Linked DNA regions of Homo sapiens: region 2 is linked to region 1. Evidence: read pairs that join two places in POLR2A ChIA-PET (ENCODE). Cell type or tissue: MCF 10A. All regions are shown on one strand. Links, peaks and the distances in the headings refer to the core of each region. The heading gives the core; the rest is flanking DNA.

Region 1 (4,626 bases), core at 283-4,282:
CTCATTCCACGCTATATTTTTGCAGTTGAAAAGCTGCCTAATCATCGCTAACCGCTTCCCGCATAAGAGTTCTGGGAAGACTTCAGAAACAAGGCAAATGAAGACTTTTCACTGCCTCCTTCGGGCTGTCGCTTCCGGAAGCCGAAGTCCTAGCACGCAGAGCAGCAGGAGAGGGTTACTTTCAGGCAATTCCACTGAGCAAAATAAATCACTTAATGGCATAACGTTCTGGCTTAAAAAATTGGAATTTATCAGAGGCAAAAATATCCTTCAAGAAACTATGGACACTCCGCGCCCTATTCATTTCCATGGCAGCAGAGTATCTGCATCTTGAGCCACCTATACAGATTCATGCCTCGTATCGCTCTCACCTCCTTTCTTTTTGAAGTAAAGCCCTTTCCCAAGAAGGCGGCCAGAAAGTGGACCCCACCGGGGGAAAAAGAAAAATGAAACGCAAATCAGCTTGGCACTGCTTGCGTCTTCCAAAACGCGGTGGGACAAGGCTATTGAGTCTATAGCTAATTCTTTCATGTATATAAAATGTATACATATGTATATATTTTTATATACATAAAAGAATTCATATATATGTATATAGCTATGTGGAGCCCTGAAGCAATTCTCCATGCTTTTGTCTCCCTCAAGTTCCCCAGGTGGAGGCAGTCATAAGCATTATAAGCCGCCTTAGTGACCACCAGGGACGGAAACCGTTAATTATCACGTTTCCTTTCATCTCCAGGGGCCCTTTGGCCCGTGACACAAGAGGCTTCGGTATTGGCGCTTTCCCAGAACTGGCCCAGAGGAGCCAGTTCAGAGTGTGAGGTCGGGTCTGCATTGAACGTACACACCGAGGTCTATCAGACTCCCCCGATTTTAGCGAAGGGTGCTGACTGCTGTGCTGCTAGAGGCTAGCAAGCTCCCTGTGCGCAGCTGATGAGTTTCAGCAACTCGCCACCTGGGCGCTTTTCTTTAAATTTTGGGAGTAAACTGGGAAAATAAAAAAATCTCCACGTCCACTGGCTCTCTCCCCTTCTCCAACTTCCTCTTTCGACTCGTTTGTGGGAGTTTTCTCCTCTTTGCTGGGACTATAATGTGATGCGCAATCGTTTGTGAATGAACAAAAGTCACCGGCAAGCAGGGAGACGGGGACAGATCGCTGACGGCAGATTGAGGGTGGCAGCAAAGGCCCGGCCTCCAAGGATAATGGGGAGCCGTTTTCCCTCACGCCTGGTCTCTATGGCCCCCTTCGTCTTCCAGGTAAAATGAATGTTCCTTCATCCATCATCCGCAGAGTACCCTCAGGCGTGCGTAGAATCTGCTGATGAAACCTATTAGCGCCGACTGGGCAGCTTTGTGGAGCCACCCGAGGCTCTCCATTGTGGCCTTTGTCTGCAGAATTTAAGCATTTACATAATGCATTAGCACGGAACTCAGCACCCGGTGGGGACATCGCGTGCCAAGCCTGGCGCGGCCAACGCTTCAGCGGCTCCCTCACCCGGCAGCTCCCTAGGACCACCCTCGAGGAGGCATTGGAGTCGGGCTGCAGGCGCACGGGCAAAGAACTTAGCATCTCATCCAAGTACTTCGCCTTCCTTGGCCGTCTCCGGGAGGTTATGCTTAAAAACATAAAAATAAAAATAAAAATAAAAATAAAGGGAGGCGGACAAAGTTTCGGTGGGTGAACTGAAGCTGGGTCCATGTGACCCTGAAGCCGGAGAAATAAACTTAACATGAATCTTGCTTTCCTGGCGGGCGTTGGGACCCCGCCGTTTTTCATGCCAACCGTTGGAAGCTTCGTACTCAACGGCCACAGGTGCCTAGGAGCGCAGAGAGGCCTCGGGTTCAAATCACCGGCGCGCAGGGACTGGACTCGCGGGTAGCGACCCCCCCAACCCCCCCCCCCCCGCCCTACACACACACCCTCGCGCCGGCTGAAAGCATGGAGGATTCAGGGCATTTGAAAAAAGAGGGGCTGGGCGCGGTGGCTCACGCCTGTAATCCCAGCGGTTTGGGAGGTCCAGAAGGGCGGATCACTTGAGGTCAGGAGTTCGAGACCAGCCTGGCCAACACCAGCCTGGCCAACATGGTGAGACCCCGTGTCTACTAAAAATACAAAAATTAGCCAGGCGTGGTGCCTGTAATATCAGCTACTTGGGAGGCTGAGGCACGAGAATCGCTTGAACCTGGGAGGCGGAGGTTGCAGTGAGCCCAGATCGCGCCACCGCCCTCCTGCTCTGGGTGATAGAGCAAGGCACTGTCTCAAAACAAAACAAAACAAAACGAAAGATTCGGTCAGGAAAGAATCTGCAGGCATTCGAGGCGCTCGCACTTTGCAAAGTAAATGCAATCTCTTTATTAAGCCGAAGTCCCTCATATCTATCCTTTTAGAGGAAGGTGGTCCAACTCAGAAATCTCTCCCAAGAGGACTTTCCACCGAAGACTACCGCGAAGTGCCAGGAACTCGCCCCAGTCCCGACAGGTGCAGGACCTTTCGTGCCGCCACACCTTGGGACTCTACCTCCCTAAATAGGCCACTTAAAAGCCAGTAGTGCAACCGGGATCCCGCGGCGATAAAGAATCACTGTGCAGAACCCTGGAGCTGGGAGTCGGCCCGCCCCCCTCCCAAAGAAACCGGGATCCCGCGTCCTCCCCGCCGCTAGCGCAGCGCGCCAGCGGCGCCCAATCAGTGAGCTTTCCGGGTCTGTGACGGCCTTCGGCTCCGCCCCCTCGACGGCCATAAAAAGTCGCAGCGAAGCCTGCACCTCCGAGCACCGCGCGCGGCCCTGCCCCCGGCACGGCCCCCAGGTGCGCTCCTTCTCCGGCTGCTTGTAGCACTGGTCTCACTGTCCCCGCCGTCAGCCACCGGTTCCTTATCCGTCTCATTCCCCATTGTGGCTTGGCTGAGCCGGTCGCCAGGCCTCGCTGTCCTCCTTTGCCTTCCTCTCTCCTCAGCGGCCGTACTTTGCGCCGTACCTCACCTGGCCTGCAGGTGAGCAGCAGCGCAGCACCCCTGCCCGGCGAGCTTAACTTGCCCAGCCCGGCCCCTGCCGGAGTGGCACCGGCACCTCTCCAAGACGCCCTCTTCCCTGCAGGATGAAGAACCCCATGCTGGAGGTGGTGTCTTTACTACTGGAGAAGCTGCTCCTCATCTCCAACTTCACGCTCTTTAGTTCGGGCGCCGCGGGCGAAGACAAAGGGAGGAACAGTTTTTATGAAACCAGCTCTTTCCACCGAGGCGACGTGCTGGAGGTGCCCCGGACCCACCTGACCCACTATGGCATCTACCTAGGAGACAACCGTGTTGCCCACATGATGCCCGACATCCTGTTGGCCCTGACAGACGACATGGGGCGCACGCAGAAGGTGGTCTCCAACAAGCGTCTCATCCTGGGCGTTATTGTCAAAGTGGCCAGCATCCGCGTGGACACAGTGGAGGACTTCGCCTACGGAGCTAACATCCTGGTCAATCACCTGGACGAGTCCCTCCAGAAAAAGGCACTGCTCAACGAGGAGGTGGCGCGGAGGGCTGAAAAGCTGCTGGGCTTTACCCCCTACAGCCTGCTGTGGAACAACTGCGAGCACTTCGTGACCTACTGCAGATATGGCACCCCGATCAGTCCCCAGTCCGACAAGGTATGATGTGTGACTCCCAGGGGAAGTGGGCTCCGCGGAGATGCCCCCTCCCATCCCTGACCTTTTCTCTTCCCCGCGAGTAGGGATCTAATTCCTGGACACCTCCCCTACCACTTCCATACCATCCTTTTTCTTTTTCCTTTTTTTTTTTTTTTTTTTTTTTTTTTTTTGAGACGGAGTCTCGCTCTGTTGCTCAGGCTGGAGTGCAGTGGCGCGATCTCCACTCACTGCAAACTCCGCCTCCAGAGTTCACGCCATTCTCCTGCCTCAGCCTCCTGAGTAGCTGGGACTACAGGCACCCGCCACCACGCCCGGCTAATTTATTTTTGTATTTTTAGTAGAGATGGGGTTTCACCGTATTAGCAAGGATGGTCCCGATCTCCTGACCTCGTGATCCTCCCGCCTCAGCATCCCAAAGTGCTGGGATTACAGGCGTGAGCCACCGTGCCCGGCCTTCCATAACATTCTTAAAGTTCTAGATTAAGTAAGGAAAGTTCTGGTGTTCCTAAGGTAGGCTAAGTAAATAAGCAAATGGCAACGTGCCTTGCAGGATATCTCGAAATGCTTAGAGAAAGGATGTGGCAATGCAGGACCGCTTCCAGAGATTCCAGAGCTGCCCAGTATTGCTGCAGAAGTCATCAGGTGTCCACCCACAGTGTAGTTCAAACGACAAAGGGCAAGTGACTGGGGGTGGGGGATACAAGGAATCAGTCACCGCTGCTTGCAACTTTAACCAAGAATTTCACTTGAAAGGAAGAGGTCCAGAGTTTATATTTAATCCATAACACTATAAACAAAGTGTGTGCCTTTAAAATAAGGAACCATGCAGTTTTCTCCCTTTGAAAGCTGCATAGAGGGATTTTTCATTGCTTGCTATAAGCTATCAAAATTCCCAGTAAGAGGGCCCCCCTGGTAGTTCCCTTATTCTTTGTGTTGGTGCTTCAGAGTTGTATTTTCCATGGTATTCTGAATTCTTTCTGGGTTGGCTTTGAT
Region 2 (4,626 bases), core at 368-4,367, 98 kb before region 1:
TGGGCACACTGTCTATGTGTTAGCCCTGCTCTGCAACTGTTCAATAAAAGATTGCTGTCTAACACCACCGGCTTGCCCTTGAATTCTTTCCTGGGCGAAGCCCCAGTGTTGGGGCTTCCCTCTCCTGCATGAAAAGGAAACGTTCAGGGAGCTTAGAAAATTTATAACTGGGGGTCCTAACATGTTCTGAAGGGGATGAGGATGGTCTTTCAGCAGAAGTGATGTTGAAATTGAGATCTTTAGGGTGAATATAATTTGCTCTGGAAAAAAATAAAAGGTTTCAAGTAGAAAAGACTACACTGCACATTTTCAGCCCTGGAGGGATATGCTGGAGGGATGCAGGAACTGAGAAGTCCAGAATGGTGACATGCAGAGAAAGGAGGGTGATGTGCCTGGAGAGACAGGTGGGAGCAAGAGGGGAGAGGACTTTGAAGGTCATGGTTCTGATTTTGTACTTTACTTTGAACACAAATAAAAAACAACTAAAGAAAAGTAAAAGCAGATAAGTTATATGATCAGATGTGAGCTCTAAATATATCGTTCTGGCTACAAGGTGGTTTAGAGACAAGAGATGGAAATAAGGAGCTTACTGATGAAAGGCAATTGAGAGCTAGTGGCTTGGGCATGAGAAAGAACTGTGAGTAGTGTATTGATTGAAGAAATTTTTAGGAGGTAGAACTGGCAAGATTTCATAATAGAGGGAATATAAAAGGTTAGAGAAAAGTAGGTCTCAGTCTTGTACACCATGCCAGTCTCATTACATTTAATAAAGTAGTATTAAAGAGACATAAACCCATACACACTTTAAAATCTCTAACAGTTAGGAAATGACTAAGCAAACTCTTTGCTCTATTGAGTAATATGTCATCATTAATTATTGTGTTTATAACAGTTGTAAGACATACAAAAGGCATATTATTTAATTTCAGGTAAATAATGAGTGCATGATGATAAAAGTATACCAGTAGTCTGATTTAATATATGCTGAAAACATAAAGATGTCAAAATCCTACGCATAGGGAAGAATCAGGAAAGAATTTACAAAAGATGGTATGAGTAATTTATACCGGCTGCTATGAGTAATTTCTTCTTCTCTCCTTATTTATTTATTTATTTATTTATTTTTATTTTTGAGACAGAGTCTCATTCTGTCACCCAGGCTGGAGTGCAGTGGCATGATCTTGGCTCACTGCAACTTCCACCTCCTGGGTTCAAGAGATTCTCCTGCCCCTGCCTCCCAAGTAGCTGGGATTACAGGCATGTGCCACCACACCCAGCTAATTTTGTGTACTTTTAGCAGAGAAACCGTTTCACCATGTTGGCCAGGCTGGTCTCAAACTTCTGACTCAGATGATCCACCTGCCTCGGCCACCCAAGGTGCTGGGATTACAAGTGTGACCCACTGCGCCTGGCCTTCTCTCCTTTTTAAAATTTTCACATTTTCTTTATGACAAAGTACTACTTTTATAACAAGAAACTATTTTTACAATAAAATAGTATGGAAAAGAGCAGCTACTTTAAAGAAAATTCATTTGTCATTTGCCCTTTGTTATTTGTATACATCTGAATTTTTATTTGCAGCATGTTTAAAATGAGACAAACCTGCATACATTTTTTTAAGTAAAGAGTTTCATTATTCATTTCTTGCTTATGTTAAAATGTCTAACAATAAGGAAAAAGTTAAGCAAACTGTTTGGTCTATTAAGTAATATGTTATCATTAATTATTATGTTTATAACAATTATAAGACATAGGAAAATGACTTCTGCTGTGGTGAGAATTAACTGACTTTAGAACGTTTGGAATGGTTTCTGTGTTGAACACCATTAAGCACCACATATAATCCTGAAGTGAATCCATGGAGGGCTGCCGCAAATGTTGTTTGTGAACCATACCATTTATACGAGCATGTGTGGAAGCCCTAAGAGATAGAGGAGTCTGGTAACCCAGGTCTACCAGGGTTTAGACCCATGCATGTAACCAGTGCACACTCAATGTTGTATCTCTATGGCCCTTCTGTACCAAAAGCTGCATGCAGACAGGAGCTGTCTGTTGTTCACTGCTGTATCCTCACGGCCTGAGCACATGCTAAGCTCTCAAGAAACTTTGTTGAACAAGTGAATATATTTGTTTATCAGTGTATACAATGATTTTCTTAGGTTGGTTCTGGAAATCAAATTAATGTGTTAAAGGTTATGGACATTTAACATTTCTGAGGTCCTTATAATGTATTACCAAATTACTTTGCAGAAGGCTTGTACCAATTTATACTTACTCACTAGAAGTATTATTTTGTTTGTTTAACCATTCCTTTACCAGCACTAGATATCTTTATTTTCTTAAGATTTTAAGTGTTTTTGATAAAAACAGGTAAGGCTTGTTTTCTCAATTTCTGAGTTTTAATCTAATTTTCATGGTTTGTTTTATTTTATAAAACAAAAAGTTCATTTAAAAATTTGGTTAATAAAGAAAAAATAAATGCAATAATGATCCAACTACACATAGCTACAGTCAATATTTTGGTATGTATCTTTTCAGCCATCTATATTTAGACTTATTTACATATATTTCATATATAATCCATTATTATATATGTATAATAAAAAGTCAGACTCCGTTTTTGATGTTTGACTGCTGGCAGCTTTCAAGCCCCACCACGCCCCCTTCCCCTGCTCCCCTACATTTGGGCAAGCAAGTAAAAAAGACCTGTTGCTTCTTCCTCTGGCTCCAATGAGAAGGACACAACACACAAACCTTGGCCAACATGTGGGAGCCTTCACCCCAGCTTTATCTCTTCATTGCAATAAAGTCTAAGCTGATCTTCTCTTCTACTCTCTCAAATCATTTGTGAATCTGTTTGGGAGCCTTTCTCGCTCTCCCCAGAAAGCCTCATTATGCGAGTAGTAAATGTCTGCATATCCTCTTGGTGTGTATGTAGCATTATCATCAGTCTCTATATGTGACTCCAATTCAGGTGTTTAGGGGTGAAGGGAGTCTATCATGTCTTCTTGTGGAGACCACAACAATACAGATTATAAAAATGGAGTTTAACATATATATTTCAAACAAGAATGAGATTATACTATACATATTTTGTAATAATCTGATTTTTATTTAATAATGTATTTTCAAAAATATCATTAAATAATTTTCACAATACCATATTTAATGACAGTATATTATACCGGTATATGGTACAAATGATCTAACTGACTTATTATTGGATACATATGTTGGTTCCATTTTTTTTTTGGCTATTTTAAATAAGCTACAGTGAATAAACATCCAGCTATACTTTTGTGTCTATTCTTGATGATTTCTGTAAGATAGCTTTGCATTTAAGTATTAATGCATCATAAGCACATTCACTAAACATTTACAGAGTACGTGAAATGCACAACTTTTGGGACTCCTAAACATAAAAGACATCAAATTTTCTTGCAGAGAAGTCCCTATATAATAAGGGATCCAGAAAAATATTTACAAATTAAAAAACTGAATTTTTGGTTAATTTATCAGGTGTGAAGTTTTTCAGGGTGGCACTAGTACATTTCTATTTATTTGTGACATGTTAATGAGCAGTTTCTTCTCTGATCTATTTTTAGTGAGTTATAACTGGAAAAGTAGGTTTCATTTGACATTTAAAAAATTAGATTACATTAAAATATAACCACAAGGCAGGGTTTTTATAATGCTCAAGTATTACATATGTTTTTATAACCACAGAGCCTGACAAGTGATTTGCTTCTTTGAAAACTGAACTCACATTACTGAACATAGTGTGTATGTATGTGTGCAAATTTATAGACATATGAGGATGAAATAACTAATTTACAGAGTTAGGTTTACTTTCTGACCTAGTGTCTAACTGAAATTTCAGGTTCATATGTTTGTTTTGTTAAAAGATGGGGGAGAGGGAGGGACCAAGATGGCTGACCAGAAGCAGCTGCAGCTGGAGACTCCCACCAAGGAGAAAGAAAAAGGTGAGTGAATCCTGCACTGGCAACTGAGGTATCCAGGTTCTCTCACTGGGACTGACTAGGTGGTTGGCATGACCCACAGAGAGTGAGAAAACGGAGGGTAGAGCAATTGTCCACCTGGTAGCCACATGGGGCAAGGAAGCTCCCACCCCCAGCCAAGGGAGGCGGTGAGTGATTCTGCTACCCCACCTTGGAAACCATACTTATTCCAATGATCTGTGTGAACCACAGGTCAGGAGATCCCCTTATGAGCCCATGCCACCAGGGCTTTGGATCCCAAGCACAGAGCTGTGCAGATTCTCTATGGCTGCTCAGCTAGAGACTGTTTAAGGCTACCCAGTTCTCAGGGGGAGGGGAAACCATCATCATTGATGCCTAAGAAAATTGGGGAGACTGGGCAGTTTGGACCCAGGAGGAATTCTCCATAACATAGCACAGCGGTTGTGGCAGACTGTGGCCAGATTTCCTCTTTAGGCTAGACCCTAACCCATCCCTGCTCAACGGGTAGGGCCTGCTTGTGGGAATTTCAGCAACTCTAGCCAGGGGTTTCCTGACAGAACTCTGATCTTTCTGGGATGGAGTGCCTATGGGGAGGGGTGGCTGTGATCTCTGCAGATCAGCAGACTTAGTCTTTCTTCCTGCTGGC

What was found. Peaks named below come from ENCODE experiments on the same cell type or tissue, not always from the same donor. Only the 100,000 strongest peaks of a DNase experiment are listed, where the experiment ranks them.
Region 2: POLR2A ChIA-PET joins it to region 1 with 6 read pairs; 2 of 35 experiments call an interaction of 5 or more read pairs at or near these places.

Annotation. Positions count from the first base shown.
Region 1 is chr4:154,741,234-154,745,859 of GRCh38, forward strand. It overlaps LRAT (lecithin retinol acyltransferase), which reads left to right and starts at 2,767. Exons shown (of 3, transcript NM_004744.5): 1 at 2,767-2,989; 2 at 3,093-3,633. The coding sequence starts at 3,094. RefSeq lists enhancers at 580-1,093, 1,094-1,605, 1,606-2,118. In MCF 10A, for the core only: CTCF peaks have their summits at 3,034 and 3,245; DNase peaks (open chromatin) are centred at 2,708 and 2,988.
Region 2 is chr4:154,642,814-154,647,439 of GRCh38, forward strand. All of the region lies in intron 2 of LOC124900169 (a long non-coding RNA gene), which reads left to right. Among named protein-coding and RNA genes, the nearest start is that of FGG, 32 kb to the left of the region's middle. In MCF 10A, for the core only: no CTCF peak of the experiment used is centred there; no DNase peak of the experiment used is centred there.